3 separate regions of the Homo sapiens genome follow, and regions 1 and 2 are each linked to region 3. The links are chromatin contacts, found by Hi-C or POLR2A ChIA-PET in ENCODE. All regions are on one chromosome and are shown on one strand. Each heading gives the region's core, a stretch centred on a gene start or an enhancer-like site at or near the end of the contact. The rest is flanking DNA. Distances are from core to core; before and after follow the strand shown.

The links. A loop is a pair of places that touch in the nucleus more often than their neighbours do. ChIA-PET counts read pairs that join two places held with the same protein, here RNA polymerase II (POLR2A). Pooled maps may share reads with other maps.
Region 1: POLR2A ChIA-PET joins it to region 3 with 11 read pairs in activated CD4-positive, alpha-beta T cell. The contact joins two enhancer-like sites. A Hi-C loop is called at or near these places in 1 of 168 maps with a recorded cell type or tissue (naive thymus-derived CD4-positive, alpha-beta T cell) and 10 of 50 pooled maps. POLR2A ChIA-PET finds 5 or more read pairs at or near these places in 1 of 52 experiments (activated CD4-positive, alpha-beta T cell).
Region 2: a loop to region 3 is called in a map of naive thymus-derived CD4-positive, alpha-beta T cell, with 2.2 times the contacts of the local background. The contact joins two enhancer-like sites. A Hi-C loop is called at or near these places in 1 of 168 maps with a recorded cell type or tissue (naive thymus-derived CD4-positive, alpha-beta T cell), 1 of 37 single-sample maps with no recorded cell type and 7 of 50 pooled maps. POLR2A ChIA-PET finds 5 or more read pairs at or near these places in 1 of 52 experiments (naive thymus-derived CD8-positive, alpha-beta T cell).

What each region holds. Positions count from the first base shown.
Region 1 is chr6:144,161,293-144,165,685 of GRCh38, forward strand. All of the region lies in intron 1 of STX11 (syntaxin 11), which reads left to right. Among named protein-coding and RNA genes, the nearest start is that of STX11, 13 kb to the left of the region's middle. Within about 2 kb of position 1,844, at least 3 of the 41 ENCODE cell types and tissues checked have a DNase peak (open chromatin) inside an H3K27ac peak, as active enhancers do.
Region 2 is chr6:144,342,265-144,346,159 of GRCh38, forward strand. The region is part of intron 2 of UTRN (utrophin); the gene reads left to right. Among named protein-coding and RNA genes, the nearest start is that of UTRN, 59 kb to the left of the region's middle. RefSeq lists enhancers at 2,770-3,270, 3,271-3,771. Within about 2 kb of position 2,592, at least 18 of the 41 ENCODE cell types and tissues checked have a DNase peak (open chromatin) inside an H3K27ac peak, as active enhancers do.
Region 3 is chr6:143,544,068-143,548,242 of GRCh38, forward strand. It overlaps a transcript of PHACTR2 not described here. Among named protein-coding and RNA genes, the nearest start is that of PHACTR2-AS1, 23 kb to the right of the region's middle. Within about 2 kb of position 2,029, at least 3 of the 41 ENCODE cell types and tissues checked have a DNase peak (open chromatin) inside an H3K27ac peak, as active enhancers do.

The DNA.
Region 1 (4,393 bases), core at 594-3,093, 620 kb after region 3:
TTCATCTGAAAACATTAACAGTTAGTGGAGGAAAATCCTGTTTAGTCAGCATATTTTTGGATTCTTTAATTGGAAATTTTCTTTTTTTCTCCTTTGAGACAAAGTCTCACTGTCGCCCACGCTGGAGTGCAGTGGCATGATCTCAGCTCACTGCAACCCCCGCCTCCCAGGTTCAAGCAATTCTCATGCCTCAGCCTCCCTAGTAGCTAGGATTACAGGCGCCCGCCACCACGTCCAGCTAATTTTTGTATTTTTAGTAGAGACGAGCTTTCACCATGTTGATCAGGCTGGTCTCAAACTCCTGACCTCAGGTGATCCACCCACCTCAGCCTCCCGAAGTGCTGGGATTATAGGCATGAGCCACCGCACCCGGCCGGAAAATTTCTTAAGTTATTAACTGCCTTTTGCTGGAACTTCAAGTGCTATGGATAGTTTGTATTTCTGTTGACATCTAGATACGTGCACCCACCACTGTTAACAGCAGCACAAACACAATACATATTTTCATTCGTAGGATGTTTTCTCTCTGAAATTCCTATTATTTGGAATTTGAATGTAAGGGGCTGGACCTCTAAGCTCCTTATCTTTACTCTGTTATTTTTTCAACTCTTTTTTCTTTCTTTCTCTTTATAGAAAAAGATCTTCTATTTTTCTGCCTGTAAGATATAGCTCAGTGTGCTGGTAAGTAGGTGAAGGAGGAGGGTTTGAAGGTGCAACATTCCATGTAAAAATATTCACTGAATCCTCCTCTTTTCAGTTGGCTACCTCTACCGCACTCTAGATTCTCTTTTACCCTGTTCAGAGTCTAATCTGTCATCTGTCTACTCTTCTGCCAGGGTGGAACAGAGGATGGAGGGCCCTCCCACTTCTTTAAAAAGCTTCTGACCAAACCCAACTTGTTATTACCCCACCATCACGCCCTTTCCCGTAGATACTCGGCCTTTTATTATGAGTTCTGAGTCTTTAGAAATTTATTTGATGGTGTAACTTCGGTTGCTTCTTGGACTTCTCCATTGTTCACTGAGGATTTAACTTTCTTAAATCTACTAGACCAATTATCATTTATCCATTTGCTTCATAATTTCCAACATTGTGTTGCTGTTTTCTTCTCTCTTATTCTTTATCCTAGTTGGCTTATGCCTTTAGAAAGTTCCTTTAGTGGAGTTTTGGAAGGGAGCAAAAGTAATGTTCAATTTGCTATTTTATCCAGAATGTGGAAGGCGTCTTCAAAAATGCAAATATGCTTTCTTGATGGAGCAGTATATTAAGCTATTAGCACTTACAAGCAGATACATTCATCAGAACAGTTGTTTACTGCCCTAAAACATAGAGGATGGATCATAGGCATGGGATGTTTTGATGGACAAATTTGAATTTGGATAGGGGATGGGAAAGGTTGAGGGACATCTCTGGTTGGAGGGCATCTCCAGAAGAAAGGCAGGATAAGGTGGTTTGCCATGGTGGAGTTTGTGTAGGCCAAGACAGGCTAAGAGCAGTAAGTAAAAAATTACTCAACTATCATTTATAAATCTTCTTGTTGATATTCATAGAAAGTGTGTATGTTTACCAACATGAGTGACAACATAAGTATTATCTAAGAAAATACCTGCATTTGTTGGGAATTCATTCACTGTGTGTAAATACCTTTTGAGGTTCATTGTCTTATTCTAGTTTGCTCAGTGCTAGGAGTCCCATACAGGCTTATTCGATTCTGCATCCTTATTTAAACACTAAGCTATTCTTTGTGTCGTAGTTGAAACCAGTGATTGAAATTAATAAATTCATTGTAAATACATAGAAAACTGAAGATGAATTTCTCCCACGATCTTCATAGTTCCGTCTTTAAATGTGTTGTGAACCTCTGTCAGATAGTCGATAATGGGGAAGTTGCGTAAGTCAGTTTTGGTTTCAACTGTGTCTACATTTAAAATATCTCATCAGTCTTACCTTCTGTCAAATTTATAACATTTTAATTTATTTTTTTAAAAATGCTTTATGGGCTAGGCGTCATGGCTTATGCCTGTAATTCCAGCACTTTGGGAGGCCAAGGCAGGAGGATTGCTTGAGCCCATGAGTTTGAGACTATCTTAGGCAGCATAGCGAGACCCCATCTCTACAAAAATTTTAAAACTTAGCCCATGGTGAGACACCATCTCTACAAAATTTTTTATTTTTAAAATTTTTTTTTTAATTTTTGTTTTTTGAGACAGAGTCTTACTCTGTCATCCAGGCTGGAGTGCAGTGGCGCAATCTCAGCTCACTGCAACCTCTGCTTCCTGGGCTCAAGTGATTCTCCCTGCCTCTGCCTCCCAAGTAGCTGAGATAACAGGCACCTGCCACCACACCTGGCTAATTTTTGTATTTTTTTTCTTAGTAGAGACAGGGTTTCTCCATGTTGGCCAGGCTGGTCTTGAACTCCTGACCTCAGGTGATGCACCCTCCTCAGCCTCCCAAAGTGCTGGTATTACAGGTGTGAGCCACTGTGCCTGGCCCCAAAATTTAAAAATTAGCTGGGTGGTGGCACATGGCTTGTAGTCCCAGTACCCAGGAGGCTGAGGTGGGAGGATTGCTTGAGCCCAGTGGATGGAGGCTGCAGAAAGCTATGATTGTGCCACTGCACTCAAGCCTGGGTAACAGAGCAAGACCTTGTCTCTCTCTCTCTCATAAAAAGGTTTATGTTAAGTTTTTTTGTTAGTTTTGTTTTTTGCTTATCTAGAAAATATACTTTAAAAGGACTGGGACCACCTATGTTTTGCTCACCAAGCTGACCTCATCATATCATGCCTGGCACATAAATACTCAATAAATACTTGTTGAATAAACACATGAAAGTCCCTGTCAGAGTAGCCTGTGCAAACATGTGTCCTGAAAGATGTGGATAAGAATATCAATCACATAGTCTGCCTTGTGAATATTACTTAAAATCTCGTTAAAAGCCTTCCCAACTTGGTTTATAAAAATAAAATAAAGCTAATGGATGCCATTATTTCTATGCTGTTGTGTATATTTTAGCTAATAGAATTGAGGTATTTTAATATTATGTTAAAATCAAATGATAAAGAATACTCAACATAAGTAAAAGTGAAAGTTAACGGTACTTAAAATTGTATGCATTTCATGATTTCTGGGAATGATTCTGCATGGATACTGATAGTCTATTCACAAGAGAACAAATTACATTATTCTTTAGCTACAGAATTTTCTGCAGTTTTGGACATATAAAAAGATATCTACTGATTCCCATGATAAACATTACCAGTATCACTGCAAACATGCAGCATCTCTTTTATCCAAATTAGAAGCTCACATATGAGGGAAAATTAAAATTCTGTTGGTATTAAAAGATGTTTAAGATTTTTTTCAATACCTGTAGATGTTGATTCTATATAGCTTTATTTTATTTTATTTTTCATTTTTTGAGACAGAGTTTTGCTCTTATTGCCTAGGCTGGAGTGCAGTGGCACAATCTCGGCTCACTGCAACCTCCATCTCATGGGTACAAGTGATTCTCCTGCTTCAGCATCCCAAGTAGCTGGGATTACAGGCACCTGCCACTATGCCTGGGTAATTTTTTTTTTATTTTTAGTAGAGTTGCGGTTTCACCATGTTGGCCAGGCTAGTCTCAAACTCCTGACCTCAGGTGATCCGCCTGCCTCGGCCTCCCAAAGTGCTGGGATTACAGGTGTGAACCACCATGCCCAGCCTATATAGCTTAAAAAGAGCACAGTTGCTACATGGAACAGTTTCAATTGGGGTAAATGTGTAAGAAATTTGATCTACGACTACTTTTTAGTTGGTTTTGTTTTGCAGGGAGATATTGGTTATTTGTCTTCTTTGACAGGTGTAATGCAATATATTCACTTTGAAGAAAAATTTTCTTGGCCGGGCGCGGTGGCTCACGCCTGTAATCCCAGCACTTTGGGAGGCTGAGGCGGGCAGATCACCTGAGGTTGGGAGTTTGAGACCAACCTGACCAACATGGAGAAACCCCGTCTCTACTAAAAAATACAAAATTAGCGGGGCGTGGTGGTGCATGTCTGTAATCCCAGCTACTCGGGAGACTGAGGCAGGAGAATTGCTTGAACCCGGGAGGCGGAGGTTGCGGTGAGCAGAGATCGCGCCATTGCACTCCAGCCTGGGCAACAAGAACGAAACTCTGTCTCAAAAAAAAAAAGAAAAACAAAAAAGAAAAATTTTCTTTACAATAAGTGAGTTTGTTTTCTTAGCTCCTTTTATATAGTGAGTACAAAGCACCTAACTCTTGTCTTCCTGAAGTTTGAGCTGAATAGAGCATTAATATGCTGTAACTTGAGTTATAGGAGTAATATAAAAACTAATAATAGAATCATTCTTTGGTTTTATAGAATCATTTTAGATCGTATCATCTGCACAT
Region 2 (3,895 bases), core at 1,342-3,841, 800 kb after region 3:
AGCTGTCTGGCAGTTCTTCCAAAGGTTAAGCATAGGGTTGCCATATGACTCAGCAATTCTACTTCTGGGTACACACATACACACACACACACACACACACACACACACACCCGCCACACCCAAGAGACATGAAAATGTATGCCCACATCAAAAACGTGTACACAAATGCTCATAGCAGAATTATTGATATTAGCTGAAAGATAAAAACAACCCAAATGTTCATGAACTGATAAATACATAATAAAATATGGTCTATCAATACAATGGAATATTTTAAAAATAAATGAAATACCCATACATAATACAACATGCATGGACTTCAAAAGCATTATGCTAAGTGAAATAAGCTAGTCACAAAAAACCATATACTGTATGATTTCTTTTATATGAAATGTACAGAATAGGTAACTCTATAGAGACTGGAAGTAGATTTTAGTGGTTGCCTTGGGCTAAGGGATGGGGGTCGATTGTGGTGATGGTTGTAGAATTCTTTGACAATACTAAAAATCATTAAATTATACAGTGTAAATGAGCTAATTGTATAATATATGAATTATATATCAATAAAGTTTGATGCAAAAAAAGATCAATGGGTATTGACTATGGGACATCATCTGTATCACTGTGCTTTTCCCGGTCTCCCTCCCTGTGACAGTCCTAGAAGACAGGTGAAGTCAGCCCGTCCATTTTACAGATTTGGAGACTGAGGCTTAGAGAGAGAGAGAGAGTATTTTGCCAGAGTCATACAGCTACTAGTCTAAGGAAAATGCAGAGATGAGGAGGAGGAGCATAGGGGAGGTACTGTTAGTTTCTCTTTTCTGTATCATAGTACAGTAGCAGGATGAGAGACACCTTTGAATTCAAACCTGTGTGTATCCTGACAAAGATACATATTCTATGAAAAGTCTTTGCTAATAAGTAGAAGATTTCTATTTCACAACAAGCAAGAAAAAGAATGAGAGAAGGACTAGAAAGTAGATGTGATCATATGAATAATGATTTTCCTTGCTTTTTGCATGTATGTGGTGGACACATGCAGAAGTGACAGCAGGAGTTCGAGACCAGCCTGACCAACATGGTGAAATCCCGTCTCTACTAAACACACACACACACACACACACACACACACACACACACACACACACAATAGCCGGGCATGGTGGTGGGCACCTGTAATCCCAGCTACTTGGGAGGCTGAGGCACAAGAATGACTTGAACCCAGGAGGCGGAGGTTGCAGTGAGCTGAGATCATGCCATTGCACTCCAGCCTGGGTGACGAGTGAAAAAAAAATAATGATAATAAAGAGAGCAAGGTGACCACAAAAGAGAATAGGCTGGAAAAATTTGTCTAAATGGTGGCCTCTTCTCTTATAGCTGCATATGGTTAAGTTTATTTTTTCCCTAGTAGCGAATTCTAAGGGATGAAGAAGAAATCCTTTTCAGTTTTACTTCCCCAAGGTGTGTATAACTACTATAGTGAAATAATAAGTCCAATTTATTCTTTGAAGTATAGTTAATATGTAACGAAACTCCTAAGGCCAGTTGTATACCCAGGGCAAACGCCTTCTAACATCTTTATTTATCTACGCAGTGGGTAGGGAGGTGGGTGGAGTGCCCCTTCCCAGCTGATACTGTCAAAACAGGAAGCAAAGTTATAATCTCTGTCATAGGAACATGAATAGAGGCCCTTAGTTGTGACTATTAAAAAAACAAAAAACCTGCCTAAGGAGTTTTCACTGACTACAAAGTGTAACTTCCTCTCTGGTGTTTAGAGGAGGTGGGGTTAGGTTTAGTCAGATCCTCTCATGGGAAAAATAAAAGCCACCAAAAAAAAAAAAAAAAAAAACCCAAAATAACACAGGACATCCCAGTGTGCAGTTCGAAGGCTGCTTTTGTTGTCCACTTCCTCCACATCTTTTTCCTCATCATCTAAGCAGATGTAGGTGATGAGCGGCCTGGCAGCCACCACGTTTCATTGGAAAAAGTGCAGATTGGATTTGCCAGGGCATGTAGCTCTCCAGGCTTGCAAGCGATTACCAGGTAAGTTTGTCAACTTGCACGACTCCCAGCCAGTGAGGTTTTCTTAAGAAACGTCTATGAAGACAGGGTTCTTTCATTCAGTTTTGTTAAGTAACAAAGCTTAGGACCAGGCTGGTGACGGGAACAGACAGCCTGTCTTTCCTGCTGCCACGTCTGTTGTGGACCCTCAAGAGTAGAGACCAACGCTGTCTGCTTCACACTTCTCTTCAGGAAGTGATAATTCACCAGAGTTATTAGTTTCTTTGGAAGAAGCCTTCCAGGATCCCTATATTTGTGGTAGCAAATATGCTTCACTTTACCTCCCTGTATTTTCAAAATAGCTTACTCTGTGCTGTTTACTGCCATCTAGAGAAGAAGCCTCCTTTGTGGTGTTGAGTATTGGTAGACCTCATCCCATATTGTATTTGATTTACTCTGTTGGCTAAAAAGGCATTTTACTTCTTGAAATATTTAGTTTTGACCTGAGAAAGGGGAGAATAAAACGTTTGTACTTTGGGGGACAGTATGAGTGCTGGGGTTTCTGTTTCAGTGCAGGCTTGTCTATGAGACATGCATATGCATAACTTCATGCAGGGAAAGTGTCGTGCACTTTTCTCTCGCTGAAGTTTACTTCCGGGGTGACTTAGTTTTTCTGATCAGTTTAGATGTTCATATCTTGTTTAATGTATACATGTGTGTACTGGTTGTATGAGCTTTTGGAGGGGAAAAACCCCAAGTGATGTGTTTTATTCGATCATACATATCATGCATGAATGTTGTCACTATGAAAAAACTTTGAGACTGGTTGGTTTTCTTTTTCAATGTTTTCCTTTCTTGTGGAATTACTCTTTCCCTCTTAATGTTTTCCTTCTTAGCTTCAGTGAATGAGGTGGTAAGGGGTTGTAGCGTTGTCTCTGCAGAGCAAATTCAAACCAAAATGATTGGAGCAGCCCATATTTTCTTAGTGAATTGGGTTTCTTGAACAAGTGGCATAGGAGACTGGTGTGCTACAATTCTCATCATTAACTGTTACTTCTTTCTTAAATAACCATGTGATCCCAACACAACATCAAAATACCTCTCAGGGACCTGAATTAAAACTCCACGCGGGCCAGGCACAATGGCTCATACCTGTAATCCAAGCACTTTGGGAGGCTGCGGCATGAGGATCACTTGAGGCCTGGAGTTCGAGACCACTCTGGGCAACACAGGGAGATTCCATCTCTACAAAAAATTTAAAAATCAGCCAGGCATGGTGGCATGTGCCTGTGGTCCCAGCTACTTAGGAGACTGAGGTGGGAGGATAGCTTGAACCTAGGAGTTTGAGACTAGTGAGCCACGATCATGCCGCTGCATTCCAGTTTGGACAACAGAGGGATACCTTGTCTCAAAAACCTGCATAGGGGCAGCAATTGCAGGCTTGTGGCCTTTCGAAGATTTCCTTTGATTGTCACTAAATCCTCTCTCTTTCCCCACCATTAAGAGTCTCTGTGGTCAGCTAGTCTTCATCAAAGGGTCTTGCTACAAAGGGTCTAGGGTAACCTTAATGATTGAAATCAGAAGACAGCTAGAAGAAAAGTACAAACAAACCTTTAAATAATAAGCAGGCTTTGGCCGGGGGCGGTGGCTCACGCCTGTAATCCCAGCACTTTAGGAGGCCAAGGCAGGCGGATCACCTGAGGTCAGGAGTTCTAGACCAGCCTGGCCAACATGGTAAAACCTTGTCTCTACTAAAAATACAAAAATTAGTCGGGCGTGGTGGCACGTGCCTGTAATCCCAGCTACTTGGGAGGCTGAGGCAGGAGAATCACTTGAACCTGGGAGGTGGAGGTTGCAGTGAGCCAAGATCACACCATTGCACTCCAGCCTGGGTGAA
Region 3 (4,175 bases), core at 779-3,278:
CCAAAATGCAGGCCACAGAGACTAGAATTCCTCTTCCCTGAGGTGGGTTGTAGAAACTAGGAATGTTACTCTAAACTTGCCCTGCCTTTTTGTGTAGGAACTAGCCGTAAAGAAATTCTTTGACCTGCCTTGTGTGATAGTAGGTCATAAGACCTTCATTCCAGGAGGGAGGGAGGGAGGGAGTGGGAAGGAAGGAAGGCGGGCAGGCTCCCATATCAAATAAAACTTTGATTCAAGAAGTTTGTTAGGCTTTCCTCTTGTTAACCTGTCTTGTGTTACAGGAGTGTTGCCATGACCCTTACGATAGGTGAGAAAAGGTATCACACCTTTCTCCCCCATACACAGAATCTGGTTATTATCTGTGTAATCTTAGGACAGATTGACACCTGCCACCTCCCTATGCTAGGTTTAAGTCACCTCCCTATGCTAGGTTTCCTTATATCTGACCTGAAAATAATTAGTAACAGTAACACATAGCTCATAGGATTATTGTGAGGCTGAAATGTGTGAAAAGTGCTTTTGAACTTTAAAGTACTGTGTAAGTGGTGGCACCTTCGCATGCTTCCATTGTAAGGCTTACTGTGCTGCATTCAAATGATGCATGGATTTTTCTCCTTCCCTGCACCATAAAATCATTGAAGATGGAAAGCATATTTTATTTATTTTTGCATTCTCAGTACCTACTAGAGAGCCTGGTACACACTAGGTGCTCAGTAGATACTTGTAGAATTAATGCATGAATTACCTTAAAAATAGTTCTTTTGACATTAAGTATCTATAAATCAAAAACTAGCCTAAAACGATTTTTTAAAAATGTGTAAATAGAAGATTGGGTAAAAATGGGGATTTCCAAAATTTAAAAATAATGAGAGATTTTTGTTTTTTTTTTTTCTTTGAGACAGGTCTCACTCTGTCACCCAGGCTGGAATGCAGTGGTGCCATCTCAGCTCACTACAACCTCTGCCTCCCATGTTCAAGCGATTCTCCCACCCCAGCCTCCTGAATAGCTGGGACTACAGGCATGTGCCATCATGCCTGGCTAATTGTTGTATTTTTGGGTAGAGATGGGGTTTCACTATGTTGGCCAGGATGGTCTCGAACTCCTGACCTCAAGTGAGCCACCCACCTAGGCCTCCCAAAGTGCTGGGATTACAAGCATAAGCCACTGCTCCTGGCCTGTTTTTGTTTTTTATACAGCTACCCATGAGATCATTAGAACTTCCTTGGGGTTAGTGTGTAAACCTCACTTGGCAACACCTATGGAAGTGAAGAGTGAAAAGGAAGTCATAAGTGTCAGTTCAGCCTGAGGCTAGTGGTGATGGAACCCCAGCCACGGGGACTCTGCAGCCTCCTGGGAATGTTGGTGCTGGGTATTGGATGCAAGAGTGTAGGCAAACGAAGGCAGAAGGAAGTGCACTCATGCTAGCCCAATCCTGCATTATTTCCCCACATGATCACACTCTATAGCAACCCTGTGAGAGAACAGTGTATCAGCTCCTTTTTTCAGGTAAGGAACCTGGTTTCAGAAGAGTGGAGTAATCCACCCAAGTCCCTCAGGCAGCAGGGAAGGAATAGAACCAAGACTCAAATCTTCATGACTTCAAAATGCATACTCTTTTCTTACCCTACCCCACCCTAGTACATATCTATCACCCCTCATAGAAACAACTCATGTTTATCTCCACCAACAGAGGGAAAATCGCATTATGTTTTACTCTGAATTATGAAAGAGATCATCAGAATAAATATCACTTTCTATCAAAAAGTATTTTTAAGGCCCCAGTCAATGGTCGTCTACTTTAAGGTGCATTCAACACCACATTTCTAGCATAAAGAACAAATTTGACTTACTCGTGATGGAGTGTTCTGCCGTGTTTTCAGGCTAGCACATTTCGGTGATCATTACTTAGGTGGATTCTTTTAATCTAAAACAACTCAGTTTTAGAATCATGTGTTTAATTCATGCCCAAGAACCATATCTTGTCTCAAGGTACAAGTGTAGTTTCGGTTACAGTGAAACTCAGGAAAAAACATTGAAGCAGCTTTAGTGTTTTTAAAATACCATGCTGAGTGACTCATTATCTTTGATCACACTTGCTGAAATTTGCACAGAGAAGTAGGTTGCAGCAGCGTGCCTTAGAAAGATTTCTGAGCTCTAACTTATTTTGTGACCTGTTGGCTAAAATTTGACATTTATATGCCTTACTTTGCAGTTTCTTGATACCTCTGTGAAGTCTTGAGAAAGAGTAGCTATTGCTTATCCCTCGTAACAGGAAGAAACTTGTGACTTAAAAAAAAAAAAAAACATGTTATCTCTCTCTAGAACTTTGGACTGTGGCTAGGGCAAGAATGTCAGAGGTACAATGCTTTGATTTTGGGTCCATAACTCACATACTGTAAGCATGTGACATAATAATTAATGGTCATTAGTCAGGTCATCAATGTTGATTTATGATCTTTTTTGTTTTATGTATATTTTCACCTACCTGAATGTTTGGCATATCTTCTTTGGAGGTATAATTTCTATTAAATAATCTTCAAGTAGCCTAAATATCAAGAACAAACATATTAAACCCCTTTTCTCCAAACTACTGGTCATTATAAATCTTTGATTTTTACTCCAGATGTTTGGAGAACAAGACAGAAAGGTGTGATAATGATAAAGAATGTGATTTAGCCTGGGCGCAGTGGCTTACACATGTAATCCCAACATTTTGGGAGGTGGAGGCAGAAGGATTGCTTGAGTCCAGGAGCTTGAGACAAGCCTGGGCAACATAGTGAGACCCCATCTCAAAAAAAAAAAAAATAAAAAATAAAAAATTAGCCAGGTGAACTGGTGCGCACCTGTAGTCCTTGCTACTCAGGAGGCTGAAGTGGAAAGATTGCTTGAATCCAGCAGTTCGATGCTGCAGTGAGCTGTGATTGTGGCACTGCACTCCAGCCTGGGTAACAAAGTGTGACCCCATCTAAAAAAAAAAAAGAATATGGCTTATGGTTAGTAAGTGTTATAGAATTTATGTCTTCAAATGAGTGTTATCTTTTAGAGTTGTCATATTGGAAGAGTATGTACTCATTCCCATTATAATCTTATTAGGCAAAACAGTGTTCAACAAAAGTTTTGTGACTAAAATATGTGACCCATATTTTTATCCTCTTGCCCTAACTATACCTCAATTGTAGCTCTTTCTAAAAATCATGTCTACATTTGAGTGACATAGATGTACTGTCACTGAGGAAGATTTGAAAAAGCATTCCATAAATGGCAGTAACAGTGGCCACATAGTAGGAATACATTTATTGTCTCCCAGCATGATTATTTTGGTGGGAATAACAATCATTTGGACAGCTAAGTCATTCACATTACTTTATAGTAACACTGCGTACCTCCAAAATATATAACCACACAAGGTCATATGTGCTAACCAAGCAGATCAGTTGGAACTGTTAACACAGTGACTGTGAGATCTAGAAAGTAAAGGAGCTTTGAAACAGCCACTGTGACATTTGTAGAAGGGACCCAATCAGATATGAATGAGAGGATTACTAAGTAATAGCAAGGGTTTGAACAAAATGAACAAATTTCTATAGTTAGCAATAGAGACTCCCTTCTTCGAATGAAGGAAAAGGGGTTTGTTTGTCTATTTGTTAACAAGAGCAGCCATTAACCGGGAAGGAGAGTGTGGCTTCATGATACCTTGCGGCCAGGAACTGATACATTGATACATTGGTTGTGATCAAGGAGGGCACTCTCTTTTTGTTTCCAGGGATTGATCTAACTCTCTCTTGCCCGCTGTATCTATGTATGTATGTATGTACGTATGTATCTATCTATCTATCTATCATCTATCTATCCATCTATCCATTCATCATCCATCATCTATTAATCTATCTATCTTCATCATCATCATCATGTGTATCATCTATCTATCTTATTTTGGCCTACTATAACAAACTGTCATAGACTGGTTGGCTTATAAATAAGAGAAGTTTATTTCTCTTATTATGTCTCACAGTTCTGGAGGCTGGAAGTTCAAGATCAAGACACTGGCAGATTCAGTGTTTGGCGAGGGCCTGCTTCCTGGTTCATAGATGGCCATCTTCTTGCTGTGTCCTCACATGGCAGAGGGAGGAAGAAAGCTCTCTGTGAGCTCCTATAATGACACTAATTTCATTCA